3 separate regions of the Mus musculus genome follow, and all the other regions are linked to region 1. The links are chromatin loops, found by intact Hi-C in ENCODE. Cell type or tissue: heart. All regions are shown on one strand.

Region 1 (5,000 bases):
CTTAGCAAGAGTGCTCATACAGAACCCAGAATCCACAAATAAATACATACAACCATTAATCAGGGTATGAAAATTCACATAAAAATCACATGTTCGGGGAATAAAAAGGCCAATGGGCATGGTGGCATGTGCCTGTAGCCCCAGCTCTGACAGCTGAGGTAGGAAGACTGTTTAGCCCGTGCCAAACCCAGGCAACATGATGAAACCCTATCTCGAAAAGGGGGTGAAGCCTGGCGGTGGTGGCGCACGCCTTTAATCCCAGCACTCAGGAGGCAGAGGCAGGCAGATTTCTGAGTTCGTGGCCAGCCTGGTCTACAGAGTGAGTTCCAGTACAGCCAGGGCTACACAGAGAAACCCTGTCTTGAAAAAAAAAAAGGGGGGGGGGTAGATAAGAAGTCCTTTGGGAGACAACTTGACAGGTTTGGGGGGTTACACATATGCTTATCTGGCCTAGCTACCCACTGTGTCACACTGAAACAAGTGCATCCATGGTCATAGTCTCTTTGTTGTGTATTTGTTTTGTTTTGTTTTGAGACAGGGTTTCTCTGTATAGCCCTGGCTGTTCTGGAACTCACTCTGTAGACCAGGCTGGCCTCGAACTCAGAAATCCGCCTGCATCTGCCTCCCGAGTGCTAGGATTAAAGGCATGCACCACCACCGCCTGTTTGTGTATTTGTTAGAACTCCCAACAGGTTGATGATCTATATAGTTGAGCACTGTTCAACCGTAAAGGGAATGAACTATTGATCCGCACATGTGATCTCTTGGAGTCGGAGTTATAGGTGTTGTGAGACCCTGGAAACCAAACTCCTGCCCTTTCCAAGAGCTGCAGGCGCTCTCTCCAGCCCCTCGCATTGTCTCTCACCACTCTCAGAAAGAGCAGGACCTTCAGGACAGCGTGGGCATTTGTTCTCCCTTTTGTACCTCCTTTTACCTGTTGGAGGGGTGCTGGTGCTCAGGCAGGGCAGCCCACAAAGCAGAGCCTGTCAACGCTCCCTTCACAACTTCTGTCATAACCTGTGTGCAGGCCTCACTAAATCTCGTTGGCTTTCACCTAGTTGGAGAGCTGATGGCCACACCTCAAGCAAGCGAAGCTTCTAAACACGGTATTCGTTCTCTAGAGATGTTGTAAGCCATTACCAGAGACTTAGTGACTTAAAAACATCATTTATTCTGTCATAGCGCTGGAGGCCAGAAGTTCAAAATCGAGGCATGAGCAGGCCTGTGTTTCCTTTAGATGCACTGGGAGAGAATCCATCCTGTCTCTCTGGTTTCCTAGTTTGTGGCTTACATAACTCCAGTTTCTACCCCCATCTTCACCTAGTCTTTTCCTACCCAACTGTTTCTGATTTAGGGGGGCCCAGCCTGAGTCCTGCATGCAGTATGGTCCTATCTCTGAATCCTTAATTATATCTACAAAGACCCTTTTTCCAAATAATCTCACATTCACAGGCTCTTGGTGTTAGGATGTGGGCAAACTGGAAAGGGTGCAGCCTCATTCACTTCAACCAGGAACACCTTGAGAACACAGCCTGAGCCATCGTTAGAACCCAGGAGATCCCCTCAGGTTCTGGGCTGTTTCTGCTTCTTGAGATCTTCTGCTTGGACCTCTCTGACATCCCAGTGAAGTCGGAAAGAACTGATCTGAGCTCTTTACCTTTTGGCTCTAGTGGTGGCTCATAGCCTCAGGGCCATCTGTGGCCCACTTAACTCAATGATGCTGAAAGAAAGGAGTATTTACAGAATACCTAATCTGTATTTCCATTTCCGTCTCAACAAAGATGTTCTGAATTAGGTCATTATCTTCCACCTTATAAATAAGGTAACTGTGAAACCTAAACCTTGCTGGTTACATGGCTAATAACTGGCAGGGTTTCAAAGCCTGATCACATTGTGCCTCTGTAGGGCTGAGTGGCAAGCCCAGGGAATGAGTGTGCACAGATCCATTGTCATTAGTCCTTCCCTCATTAGAGGCCACTTTGTGTTAACTCATTGGTGGCACAATAGCGGCCCCCAGTGGCTTCAGCTACAAACTACATGATCAAGGCAATAGGTCAAGTTTTTTTTCCCCCCCTTTTACTTTGTTTCCATGGTAACTAGCCAACTCACCAGATATAGAATTAACCCATCTATAGTTTAAGGAGAAATGGCAGTTCTCTAAAGGACTGGGCTGTCTCTCTTGGGGCCCAGATACTGATAGGCATACAAGGCTCACAGTGTTAGCCATCTCAAGTGGGTCACCCCTCTGTAAGACCAGTTTCTAAAAGGAAAAGGACAAAGACGTGTGCTATGCAAGATTTCCCAGGCCAGAGTGAACCGAAACTCTGCTGGATTTTGAGGGTGATCTTTGCCCCTGTGTGTTCCTCAGAATGTAATTACTTAGAAGTTGGAATTTGTATTAATATGCAGTGAATCTCATGTGAGTGCATCTGAGGAGAGACTGTGGGATCCCCCAGAAATGATGATAACTGTAACTGCAGAGCTCCTATAACATAAAAATCTGTAATGAGAATGCCAGGTAGCTCTCACATTTAATCCCAGCATTTAGGAGACAGAGTGACAACCTGGCCTACATAGTAAGTTCCAGGACAGACAGAACTATCTAGCAAAACTGTCTTAAAGGGGGAAACAAGAAGCAGTGTATCATAGAATGCATAGTACTGTGGTGTAATTCTTACCTAAGACTTCCCTTTGAAAGTGTCAACTTGATGCTTTAAGGATAGTCACTGTGCCGTGTGCTCCTCCCCCAATCCCCAGAGGTCTCCATCACACTGAAAACAAGACTGTGACTGCTGAACGCACATAACCCAGCTCCTCTCCCAAAGCCCCGCCCACCTTCTATTGGCTTACTTCTCCCCTCCCCTTGGTGTAGACATTACAGGAGTGGGGGCGGGGAGGAGGGTCTCACTGTGTATCTGAGAATGGCTTTTATCTTCCTATGTAGCTGAGGGTTATCTTGAACTCCTGCTCTTTCTGCCTCCCTCTCCTGAGTGCTGGGATTACATATGTGCTACTATGCCATTTTATGAAGTGTGCTCCTGCAGCTTTCATGCAAACACTCATTTTTTTCAACTTTTTAAAAGATGTATTTTTAACTAAGTGTACATGTATATAGAGGGACAGATGGTCAGACATTAAAGGTCAGCTCTGGGATATAAGAGACCCTGTCTCAAAGAATTTAATTTAAAAAAAGACAGGGCCAGGGATTGTGGTGTATGCCTTTAATTCTAGCACTTGTGAGGCAAAGGTAGGAGGATCTCTGCAAGTTCAAGCCCAGCTTGTTCTCCACCATATACTGAGTTCCAGACAGCCAAGACTAAATAAAAAGGGACTGGAGAAATGGCTGTGTGGAAGAGGGACCATGCTGCTATTGGTTTGGTTTGGTTCCCAGTATTCACATCAGGCAGCTTGTCAAAGTGTAACTCCAATTACAGGGGACCTGACCACCTCTCCTGTAGACACATAATTCACATAGTTACAAATACACATGGTAAACCTGGAGTAGAAAGATGGGCATAAACACATAAAAATGATGAATAGTGCCATCTTCAGAGCCTGAGGTTCAGGGATATGCTGGGAATGGCTACAGTGTGAGTTGTACAAGGGTCCACAGAAGGGGGATGCTTTGAAAGCTGGAGGCCAAGTAGAGACTGTTGAGTTAGGAGGATGAGGGTGAAAACATCCATATAAACCAAACCACACGTCTCACTAAGGTTCATTCAGACTTCTGCAGAATTCACTTGGTCTTTCTAATTGTTAAAGCACCTGACTCCAGAGAAAAACATTTCAGCCCAGAACACCAAAGACCAGCACAAGAATATTGCCCAGGAATTCCCTGAAGGTAAGTTTCTAGCTTTGGGGGTAAGCCCTGGACTGAAACCAGAGAAATAAAATTCATGGTGTGGAGTGGTCCAGCTATCCAACGATCCCATTCCACTTTAGCCATGCTGCTGCCACCTGGGATTTGGCCGCCTTCCACAGTGATTGAGGGACTTGGAGTAGCAACCGCATGCATTCCTACTTTAAAGCTACTCAATAGGACTTGTGCGTTGTACTTAGTATGTGCACATTAGCCTTTCCAGAGAAACGTGCATTCATTGACTCAGGAGGAATCAGCCAAGGCAAGACTCTGTAAATCTGCACCTGCGAGGCTGGGGATGTAGCTCAGTGTCAGAGTTGGTTTGCTTGTCAATACCGAGTTTGATCCTCCTCTGTGTTTGTTCTTCCAAAACTGGATCTACTACGGATTAGTGATGGTGGTTCCCAACCTTCCTGACGCTGCCACCTTTTAATACAGTGCCTCGTGCTGTGGTGATCCCCAACCATACAGTTATCTTCAGTGTTACTAATTAACTGTCATTTTGCCACTGTTATGCACCACAGTGTAAGTATCTGATGTGCGACCCGCAGGTTGAGAACCGCTGAGCTAAAGCATGTTCACGAGTGTCTAATTCCAGCACTTGGGTGTTAGAAGCAAGATGATCACTTTAAGGCTAGCCTGGGTTTCAAGAGAGTCTGTCTGAACATCAACAACAAAAAGCTGCCTCTGTAGTAACTGCCTAGAACAATACCAGAGAGAGATTGAGTTGCTTATTGCCCGAAGCAAAGCTTAGGTTCAGAGAGGAACTTGAAATGCATATCACCTAGTTTGGGCGGAAAGTTAGATGTCGCCTATCATGGGAGGTCAGGTACTGAAATGTTTTCATCCGGAAAGGTGGAGCGGGAGAGTTAATTTAGAACGATACCCCTGCCCCAACAATCTCTGTAGCATTGGCACAAATCTTCGGGAGTAAGATGAAATGGGCTTGTTCTCTCCTAGAATCCATCGGGCAAGCAGAAAACAAGAGGCCCAAGAGGGGCAGCCCCAACCATGGCAGGGAAGAATCGCGAGTTCTGGGCTCAGCAAGAGACCGGAGCCCGCCAAAATCCGCCACGCGCGACCGCGAGCTCACCGAGGTCTCCCTCACTGCTAGAGGATCGCAGACCCAAGCGGCCCACGG
Region 2 (5,000 bases), 130 kb after region 1:
TATTTACTATAGGTCATTTTTTTCTTTGTGTCTCTGTATGGTGTGTGAAGGGATTATGTGTGTGTGTGTACACTCGCACACATGTGTGTAATCTAGAAGTTGACACTAAGTGTCTTCCTCTGTCATTCTCTACCTTTAATTTTTTTCCTCTTAGTTTTTGAGAGAGGAACTAGCTGTGTAGACCAGGCTGGCCGAAACTCACAGAAATTCCCCTGGCATGAGCACTGAATGAGCCACCTTGCCTGGCCTCACCTTTTTACATTTTCAAATTACATTTATTTGTGTGTGTGTGTGTGTGTGTGTGTGTGTGTGTGTGTGTGTATTGTGTGTTCTTGAGAGCCACAGCGCATGTGTGGTGGAGAGAGGAAAGCCTGTGGCAGCCAGTTCTCTCCACCAGGTGAATCCCAAGGATCAAACTCAGGTTGTCAGGCTTGTCAGCAAGTGCCTGTACCCACTCGACCACTCCTTCCCCTTAGTTTTTGAGACAGTGTGTCCCACTGGGTCAGGAGTTCACCAATGCAGCTCAGACAGGGACTGCAAGTCCCAGAGAGTTTCCTGTCTCTCCCAGGTCTGGGATGACAGATGCATATCCACCTTTCCACAGGGGTACCAGGGAACCCAACCCAGATCCTGTGCAGCAAGCACTTTATGAGTGAGCCGTCCCCCCAGCCCCTGCAGGTCACGATTTTGGATGTGTGCCGCTGACCTCCAGAGCACTTTTCACCTTGTAAAACTGAAGGTCTGGAGCCATGAAAACAAGTACCGTCCACTGTCCAGCCCCTGCCTTACCCGATTTCACCCTGGTAGTTACGGTTTTGACTGTTGTAGAATGAAGCTATTCTGTTCTCTGTCCTGTTGTAGAAGTAATCTTTGCTTAATGTCAATGAGATGAGTGGTACGGCCAGCCAAGGCCAAGGCCAGAGGAGGCCGGCAAGGTCTCCAGGGTGGTGTGGTCAGAGAAGGCTGTCTGGAGGGAGGAGGGAAGACAATAGGAACCAGCCTAGCATTCAGAAGGATCCCGAGCTGGAAGCCAGCCTGCGCTGTATAGTCCCACAGGGTGAGAAGTCAATGGAGAGAATGACTCAGAGATATTTGGCCTCTGTGGCCTGCCCTTTGGTTTATGACAGCCACCTCAGCAGCACTGACCTTTGTCTACAGGTGATCTCCCATCATATGAGTGAAGGCACCAGGCCATCTCACAAAGCTAGTGGCTTACCGACCAGTGCTAGCTTCTAGGATCATGGGGACCAGCCTGCGTAGCCAGTCCTTTAGAGAACCCCGGCCCTCCTATGGGAGGCTCCATGAGTCCCAGGGGAGGTCTCTGGATGGCCGACTCCACAGAGCACTGAGCCTCAGACTGGGCCGTGAGAAGTCCAGGTCGCAGGTCCCCGATGGCACGGAAGGGCTGGAGGTCTCTGTCCAGGAGCGGCTGCCAGGGACCCTGGGAGACAAAGAACAGCTGATCCAAGGCCAGAGAGGAGGAGGCAGCCGGCGGTGGCTGAGACAGTACCAGCAGGTGTGGCTTCAAACTGAATTATCACTTTCATGGGGAAGGGTGGGGACTCCGGGCAGCAAAGGGTTAAGAGCACAGCTGACCTGAGGAAAGCCAAGCAAAATACCCAGGAATTGAATGCATTTGACTAAAAGCAGTTGTGATTCCCCTCACCCCTGTGGGCACTGGGGATTCACTGAAGGTTGGAGGAGGGTGGGCAAATGGGGTCTGGGTGGAATATGGTCAGAGCTGTTTCTGTTTTGAGATGGGGTCTCGATAAGTAGCCCAGAGTGGCCTGGAACTCTTGATCCTACTCAGTGTTCTGAGTGCTGGGAGTGCAGGCATATATTACCACACAAGGCTCTGAGAGCTGTATTAAGATGATTAATGTAATACTATGTTGCAAGGGTGACTAGAGCAGGAGGCAGGCAGATTGGCCAATGCAACTTCTGGCAAATTACCGTCTGTACCTCTCACACAGGATGAAGAGTAGATTTGCCCCACCCCTCCTGGCCCTTCGTCCCAGGGGGAAGGGTCTCCCCTCCCCCCAGGAGTTTAGCTTCTCTTTCATGGCTCTACCCCCACCTGGTGGCTGTGAGTGGAACACCACTTGAAGCCACTGCTATGATGTTTCTCCTACTTTGGTCTTCCAGCATGTGAAAAGAAGGTGGAGGAGTTTTGTCGCCAGCTTCCCCAGTGTGACCCTGAGTCAACCAGCCTCCCCAGAGACCTTGTTGGACACCAACAACTAAAGCTGCTGTGACTGTCCCTCACTCCACCGGCTCTGCTCCTGTGTCTTTTCATCTGCCCCTGCATGGCTTTTCTGGACTCTGAACTGCTCCAGCTTTTGAACTTTGTCTTGTGACCCAAGGAGGCCTCTGCCACCAGATCATTCAAAGCCCCCATGTGGCTGCTCTTCTTGGTTCTGGCACCTATCTCTTAGCAAAGATCTCCATAGGCCTGAAGAGGAAATACCTGGCTCTCTACCTTTTGGGTTTAAAGACTCCCTGGACTGGCATTTATGAAGGTCTTAGGGACCTACACAGAAATGAGAGTAGCAACTGTGACCCCTTGGCCCCACAAAGACCAGCCACCCACTTCCAGGTCAGAGTTCAGTGAAGCCAAAGAAAGGCTGAGAACTTCCTGAATATCACCTGCTCCCAGGGCCAAGCTCCACATGGCTTTCTGGGCAGCTGCCAGTGACTGGCCAAGGCTTGGGCCTCCCTCATAGACTGTGAGCCTTCACAGGCTAGGACCATGTCTGGACTGTCCTGGGGGGGTTGCTATATGCCTGAGAAGCCCAAACATGCATATGGCTGCCTTTGGACTTCATGATATCCCGATGAAGAAAGCAGGGAAGTCTTCTCTCCCTGTGTGACAGAGGGAAACTGAGGTCAGGAGTGGAGAAGAGACCTTCCTCCTACACATACACACTGCCTAACACTGGGGTTGAACCCATTAATAAAGCCACTGACCTGAAGGAAAGTCTTTGTCTAGTGACTAATGCACAGGCTCTGGGCCTCTCCCAGGTTCAGAGTCCACGGCCTCACTCCGAAGGGCAATGCAGTGATGGGCTCCTTGTTTTCTCAGAGCTCAGAAACCTGGTAGGGCTACTAAAGGCACACAAGAGGTCCTGGTCCTGGTGGCCATTGGGAACTTGTGTGTGTGTGGGGGGGGGGGGTGTGGGTGTGGGTGTGTGTATGTGTGTGTGTGTGTATGGGTGTGTGTGTGTGTGTATGGGTGTGTGTATGTGTGTGTATATGTGTGTGTATGTGTGTGTGTGTGTGTGTGTGTGTATATGTATATGTGCATGACACAGTGCACATGTGGAGGTCAGAGGGCAACTTCCATAGTTGGTTCACTCTTCCCTATGCGACCCAGGTGGATCTCAGGTTATCAAGGGCACACAGCAAGTGATTTCCCCACTGAGCAATCTTGCCAGCTCTATCTGTTTATTTTAAGGTAAGGTCTTGTAGTCAAGGCTAGCCTCAAACTCATCATAAAGCCAAAGCTGGCCTTGTACTCCTGATCCCCCATCCTTTAACTCCCAGATGCTGGGATTACAGGGTTGTGTCAGTACGCCTGACTCTTGACCTTCTGGCATGGCTTCCAGAGCTGTGAGTGAGCTTCTCAAGTTTCTGATTTGGGGTCACTTGTGCCAGAGGACATGGGAATCTCATGTGTTTGGGGGATTTTAGCTGGAGCAGAGACCACTGCCTTTCAGTAGGGCTGTGACATTATCAGTCTGAGTCACACATCCACAAGGCTGTCTCTCCTTGCACTTGCTGTGAATGTCCTTTTCAGACCATGCTGGCTGCATTGTAGGCGTTCAGGAAGTACGTATGGCCATGGTGTGATTGAGAAGCACAATCTGCCTCCAAAGGCCTCAGACCGCAATGCCCAGGCACTGCATGCATTTGCTGCAAAGGACTCCTTTCCCTGCTCCCCGCTGCCTCCCACATCCCTGTTGTATACCCAGCCCATCTTTCCACTTCCATTGGTTTTATTATTAGATCTAAATACACTGTAGCTGTCTTCAGATGCACCAGAAGAGGGTGTCAGATCTCATTACGGATGGTTGTGAGCCATCATGCGGTTGCTGGGATTTGAACTCAGGATCTTCAGAAGAGCAGTCAGTGCTCTTACCCCCTGAACCATCTCTCCAGCCCCCTTCCTTTACAGGACAGCCAGGCTCTGTAACAGCTGCCTAGCCCCTCCTGCACTTGGAGCCTCAGTTTCCCCATCCATCGAAGGAGATGCCGACCGATCTTACCTTTCCAGATTTGGCAGGGGGAGGCAGGGGGATCATACTGAGTCAGGCCAGAACCATAGTCAGGCTGAGCTCAACTCTGACCAGAAAGAGCTGAGGTGATGTAGCTTTTGTTTCCAGGTGGGGGTACCCCCTAGCCAGTTAGCTAGCTGCCTCATGGAGACATGCATTCCCCACCTTGTAGACCTCTCTGTCGGTGCAGGCACACATGAAGGTTGTGGTACCCAGAAGCCTCCCAGGCATGGGTCAGCATGGCCTATGTGGAGGCGTGTGCCAGGACTTGACACTCACTGGCCCTCAGACAGCATCTGTCCAGCTGTCTTGATCTACATCCTCCTTTCAGTGCCCTCACCCCAATATTTGCTCTGGCCTCTGTGGGCAGAGCCTCTCCGTCGCAGTCCAGGGGTCTTGGATCTTACAGCTAGCAGGCCTGGGACTCACTGTACTCCAGTCTGCCCTGCTCCGCTCCTGTTCCTCAAGCAGCCTCTTTTTCAGCCTGCTCAAAGCCAGGGAGCGCATTCCTCAGCCAGCACGGCTGCATCAGTGCTCCTCCTGGTCCTCAAGTGGTTCAGACTGTGTCTGTAAGGCACAGACAGCTGCATGACGCTGTTACAAAACGGAACAAATGTTCACTAGGGCAGCATCCATAGGAGGCCTGATTTCCTGCACCAGGGCTGGGCGCTGGGCCTAACTGGGCATCTTCTTCAGCTTCCTAGAAGGAAGAAGGCTGGAAGCAGG
Region 3 (5,000 bases), 210 kb before region 1:
CTAAACAAGAGTGATTTGGCACTCTAAACAGCAATTCAGCACAGTGAGAAAGTCACTATATATTTTTTTAAGGACCATGGCTTGCTCTGTCTGACCTCTATTATCACGAACTCCAAGGGATCATCTGATATAGGATTTTGGTTGTCTTGTGCAGGATGGTTGACATACATGGGAATACCAAGTTTGGGGATCCTTTTATTTAGAATATCAAGAAAAAGAATCTCAATCTCTTTTAAAGTCATTGAGAGTTCTACGTGAGCATTTGGGGGTGAGGAAGGGTTTGGGGGCACTTGGCCGCCTTAGTGAGTAGTGGGAGTATTCCCGGGGGCCACTAACGCCTGGCTGCTGCTCCCTGTGAAAGTGCATGATTGGCGGAAGGTTTTCTGGGCCTGGGTCAGATTGCGAATCCGCCGCTGCTGCTGGAGCCAGTACAGCATCTCCACTTTGTCCTGCTTCATCTTCTTCAGATAGCTCCGCCCCTTGAAGGTCACTGGCTCCCCAAAGACTGACTCTATCCTTTCCAACAAGGAAACCAAATTAGATTCCATTCGATTGAGCTTCCTTTGGAGATAGCTACGGAACCGATTCTCCTCCAGTAACCGATTCATCAACAAATCAGGCTTTTGGAAGAAACGATTGGGATCAGAGGCTTGTTGCTCAAACCACTCCAGTCTTCCTAGCAACGACTCCCTCTTTTGAATGGGCTTCAGGACCTGCTCCCAAGCCTTGATCAATGCTGGTAGCTGTTGCAGGCGTGCATTGGAGCTGTATTTAATAACCATGTCTAGCCGATTCTGTTCAGGGACTTCCAACATGACCCACAGTCGTTTGAGACGCTGCTGCAAGTTATGAATGTAGGCTCTCCCAGGTCCTGAGCCATCCTCTATCACTGAGCTCCAATCCCATTTTCCTTGCATGAACTCTAGCTCTTCATCTTGCAGCAGGGGAGGGGGTTGCTGAATATCTAGGTACTCTTGGACAGGGACTGGTACCTCCACAGGAGCCTCTTTTTCATACATTTGGAAGATGACGTGGAGGAAATCCGACTCCTGAAAGGAGAGGTACTTGAAGTAGTCCTCTGAAGACACCGAGGGTTTCAGCCAATTCATCCATACACCGTGTCTGTTTGGTCGCTTGTCCCAGCTTTTGTGCCTTGGGAGTAATGTGAGAGAGGGCACCTTCTCAGGGACTGGCTTCGGAGTGCTTGTTCTTCTGGAGTAAAATCCAACCAGATTACGGTTGATGATTGGCATATGTTTATCTTGGTGTAGAAAAGATGAGGCCAAGTAGGAGGACCAATCTTTATCTGCTGAAGGCTCAATTTGGTCTCCTTCCTCAAAAGATAAGTGACTAACAGAGACTCGGCTCATCAACTCCTTGTAGACCTCTCCGGTGGTGTTCCCAACAAGACGATCCGCATCCATTTCTTCAATGGCTTTACCATCCAGTTCCCCAGTCAGATGGTTGTATAGGACTCCAGCCCCCTCAACGTGGAAAGAGTCGTTAAAGTATCTTTCAGAGAGTTGCACAGTAGCTACCTGGACTATAACTTGATCATGTACCTTCAAAGCAACAGTGACTGGCTGTGGGTGTAGTGGGATGATTCTCGGGGGTTGGAGATCCCACTTTCCGGAGGCTTCTTCCTCCTGCAGGCTTTTGATCATTTGCTGCAGTTTCTCTAGGTGGTGCTGGGCAGTTAGGCGCCGGGTAAGGACCCCGAGGAGGGGAGGCAGGCCAGAGTCCAGCAGGGAGTATCGACTCCACTCCATTCTCATGATCTTCATTTTCTGCTTCAGATCCTCAGCCACTATGTCCCGGAATGGCAGTGGTTTACTCTCTGAAGCCAAGATCAGCGGGGTGAGGGGATGAGGAGAGGGAGGAAGAAGGCACAACTCATCTGCCAGACTCCACCCCTCATGAAGACAAGGCATGGACTGGCCCCTTTGGAGCCAGGAATGGACTGGTGAGGTGGGGAATTGGTGACTCTCACTGCTGGGAGAATGACTAGGCAGTGGTACCATCGGTGAGGGTCTCGATTCAATTTCTTTATCCTTTATCATGGAGGGCACCCAGAGGAGCTGCTGTCTACTCTTCAGCTGGGGGATGGATTTCAACTCTTCCACTGGATCAGGTTCGGGCTCACTGGGGAAATCATATGGGCGGCTGAGTTGGACAAGGTAGTTCAGGTTGAGGCTAGAGCACGGCATGTGGTCTAAGCCAGTGCTGTGAGGCCAGGGGATTGGACAGAGCTTGAAAGTCCCAGGGGGACAGGGAGGAGGACGCAATTTGACTATGCCTCCCTGGGCGTGCTTTAAATTTAGCAGGGTCTGAAAATCAGCCAGCAGACAGCGATAGACATCAGGACTGGTGAGGAAAACTGTGCAATCCCTGGCAAGGTTTACTGCCAACCGGCTGAGGGTGGCTGATTCAGTGAAGACCCTTCTAGAGGTCGGCAGGGTCACCAGCAGGTGCAGGTAGCGTACGAAGAGCTGCTCACTACTGATCAGCACGTAGGACTCGAGCCGCTGCCGCAGCTTCTGGTTGTTTTCGTAGTCCAGAATGGGTTCTATAGGAGGTTCCCGCCAGTTGCACTTCAGCTCTTCTAGAATAACCTCAGTGAGACGAAGTCGGTCCTTGGCAGTTACTCGTGCCGCCCGCCCGCTGCTTGCTAGCCGCTTGGACACTTGGCGGCACAGCGGCCCAACTTTCAGCTTCGCCAGCGGGATGGATTGCAAGGGCGTGGCATCTTGAGAGGGGCGCTTCGGAGGCTCTGGAGGAGGCTTCGCCTTGCTGGGGAAGAGCGACAGCGGACTCAGCAACCGGTGGTAAATCGGCTTGAGGTCAGGTTCCTGACTGTGTGGTTCCATCTTTACCAGGTGGTTCCGGCTGAGCGGGTAGAGGACGCCAAATGGTTACTAAGGAAACTGCATCAATGCGCCTGCGCAGCCGGTAGCACTACCGGACAGCTCAGAGGCCTCAGCCTAGGGAGCGCACGCGCCAAGGAGGTGGAGCTAAGGGCGGCCTCCGAGACTCCGCCCATCCCACAAAGTAGAGTTGTGTTGGTCTCTGGACCCTACCGGTTCGGTGCGGCCTAGGCAGTGACAACAGCTAGGATGGCTTCGAAGTCGGGGGACGGTGGGACTGTGTGTGCGGTGAGTGAAAGCTTCATGTGGAGCCTCGCATAACTTCAGCCCTTGGGGTGATCAATATCTTGGGAAGCCAGGAAAGAACAGGCTCCTGGGGAGGTGAAATTCCGGGGTTAGGACGGAGATGCCCCTCACGGGAGGGGGGTTGGTGGTAAAGACCGCGATCCTGGAATGTTCATGAGATAATAAAGGAGGAATTTGAAGAGAAGTCAAGTGCAATGTGTGCAAAGAGACATAGGGGATGAGGTGGCGAGTAAGGATCATGTCTGACATGTGCCCTGGCCTTGCTTCCCTTACAGTTGGAGTTTGCAGTGCAGATGAGTTGTCAGAGCTGTGTGGATGCTGTGCACAAGACCCTGAAAGGGGTGGCAGGTAAGAGTAGACAATCTTTCTGGGATCAGCCAGGGGTTTGTGTTTAGCCGTATTCCGGTTGCATAGATGCAGAAAGAATGAAAGGAAGTTTCTCAGAGTCCGGGAGATGCAGAGCCTAGAGTATAGGCCTCAAGCTTTGCCTAGCCAGAGCTTTCTTCTAGTACAAACTGCCTGTCCAGCTGCTGAACAGCATGGAACTAGCCAGAGTATAGAGCACTTCCTACCAAGGGCATTCTAGAGGGGGAGGGGGGCGGGCATTTGAGGTCTGGCTTGGGAAATAGAACAGTTCTGAGAAAGCAGACAACATCCCTGGCCCAATTCAGGGACTTTAAGCCAGGAGGTCTGCAGGTGGGTGACCTGGCAGAAGAGGAAAGATATGAAAGGCAGAGTCATTTTCCTGACGCTAGAAACTGGCTGTTTTGGATTCTGTTAAATGTTCATTCAACCTTTCAGCCAGTATAGATTAGACACTGGGGGTTTCTGAGGGAAAATGTTTACCCCTATGCTTAGGTAAAGATCGTATAAGCTTTGGCAAAGGAGCGCTCCTAGAACACTTCCTTGGGAAGCCATGGTGGCAAAGGGAAAGAAGGAGATGAGAGTCTGAAGCCAGGACACTGGCAGGGGTGGGGTGGGGAACCCCAGTGCGTATAGTTCCACAGATGTACAGCTTCGTGCTTATTTTCTGTGTTTCTGTTTCTTCAGTGTTTGAACAGTGTTCATAGCTCAGTGTTGTCATGAGGAGTGAATTAGTTGATACAAGTCTTGAGCCTGTAGTGAGAGCCCACTCAATTTCAGGGGATTGTAAGAGGAAAGAGGAGAAAAGCTTACAGGCAAAGGTGGGGTTTTAGGAGGACGATTGAGGGGACTGATTGTTTTGTTTTATTTTGAGATAAGGTCTTTCTCCACATAGCCCTGGCTTTCCTGGAACTCACTATGTAGGCCAGGCTGGCCTGCAGTTCACAGAGATCTGCTTACCTTTACCCCCGAGTGCTGAGATGAAAGTTGTGCGTGCGTGCGTGCGCCACCACACCTGACCTGGAACTATTATTTGATTTATTATTAGTGAGTGTGTGCATGATGTGCTTGGAGGAGGGCTTGTGCATGTGGAGGTCAAGAACAACTCCAGAGCTGGTTCTCTGCTTCCAGCTGTCTTGTGTAGCATGAACAGTTCACCCAGGGCTGGAGAGATGACTTAGCAACTAAGAGCACTAACTGCTCTTCCAGAGGTCCTGAGTTCAATTTCCAGCAATCATCTGTAGTGGGATCTGATGCCCTCTCTGGTGTGTATGTACTCACATACATAAAATTAATAATTTTTTTAAAAAAGCACAAAAAGAAACAAAAAACAAAAAACCCAAACAAACCAAAAAGCAGAACCAAACCCGAAAAGTTCATCCGTTAAGCCATCTGCCTGGCTTGGGATGATTTTTTTTTTTTAGGTTTATTTTTAAAATCTGTTTTATTTAATATGTACGGGTGTTT

The links. Hi-C counts contacts between places; a loop is a spot of excess contacts. Peaks named below come from ENCODE experiments on the same cell type or tissue, not always from the same donor. Only the 100,000 strongest peaks of a DNase experiment are listed, where the experiment ranks them.
Region 2: it touches region 1 in a loop (2.2-fold over the local background); 20 of 42 quality-filtered maps call a loop at or near these places.
Region 3: a loop joins it to region 1, with 2.8 times the contacts of the local background. A loop is called at or near these places in 9 of 42 quality-filtered maps.

The regions. Positions count from the first base shown.
Region 1 is chr19:4,626,010-4,631,009 of GRCm38, reverse strand. Gm960 (predicted gene 960) reads left to right here. Exons shown (of 15, transcript NM_001033447.3): 14 at 3,763-3,841; 15 at 4,820-5,000. Among named protein-coding and RNA genes, the nearest start is that of Rce1, 2.9 kb to the right of the region's middle. In heart, a CTCF peak has its summit at 2,008; no DNase peak of the experiment used is centred here; H3K4me3 peaks cover 1,232 bases; H3K27ac peaks cover 612 bases.
Region 2 is chr19:4,494,760-4,499,759 of GRCm38, reverse strand. It overlaps 2010003K11Rik (RIKEN cDNA 2010003K11 gene), which reads left to right and starts at 1,177. Exons shown (of 2, transcript NM_027237.2): 1 at 1,177-1,516; 2 at 2,146-2,972. The coding sequence starts at 1,241. The coding sequence ends at 2,244. In heart, CTCF peaks have their summits at 1,889 and 2,090 (motif pointing left); a DNase peak (open chromatin) is centred at 2,049; H3K4me3 peaks cover 504 bases; H3K27ac peaks cover 779 bases.
Region 3 is chr19:4,837,349-4,842,348 of GRCm38, reverse strand. Ccs (copper chaperone for superoxide dismutase) reads left to right here and starts at 3,027. Exons shown (of 8, transcript NM_016892.3): 1 at 3,027-3,152; 2 at 3,446-3,518. The coding sequence starts at 3,114. Ccdc87 (coiled-coil domain containing 87) reads right to left here and starts at 2,983. Exons shown (of 1, transcript NM_207268.3): 1 at 1-2,983. The coding sequence starts at 2,867. The coding sequence ends at 300. In heart, a CTCF peak has its summit at 3,059; a DNase peak (open chromatin) is centred at 2,958; H3K4me3 peaks cover 1,828 bases; H3K27ac peaks cover 685 bases; H3K27me3 peaks cover 2,543 bases.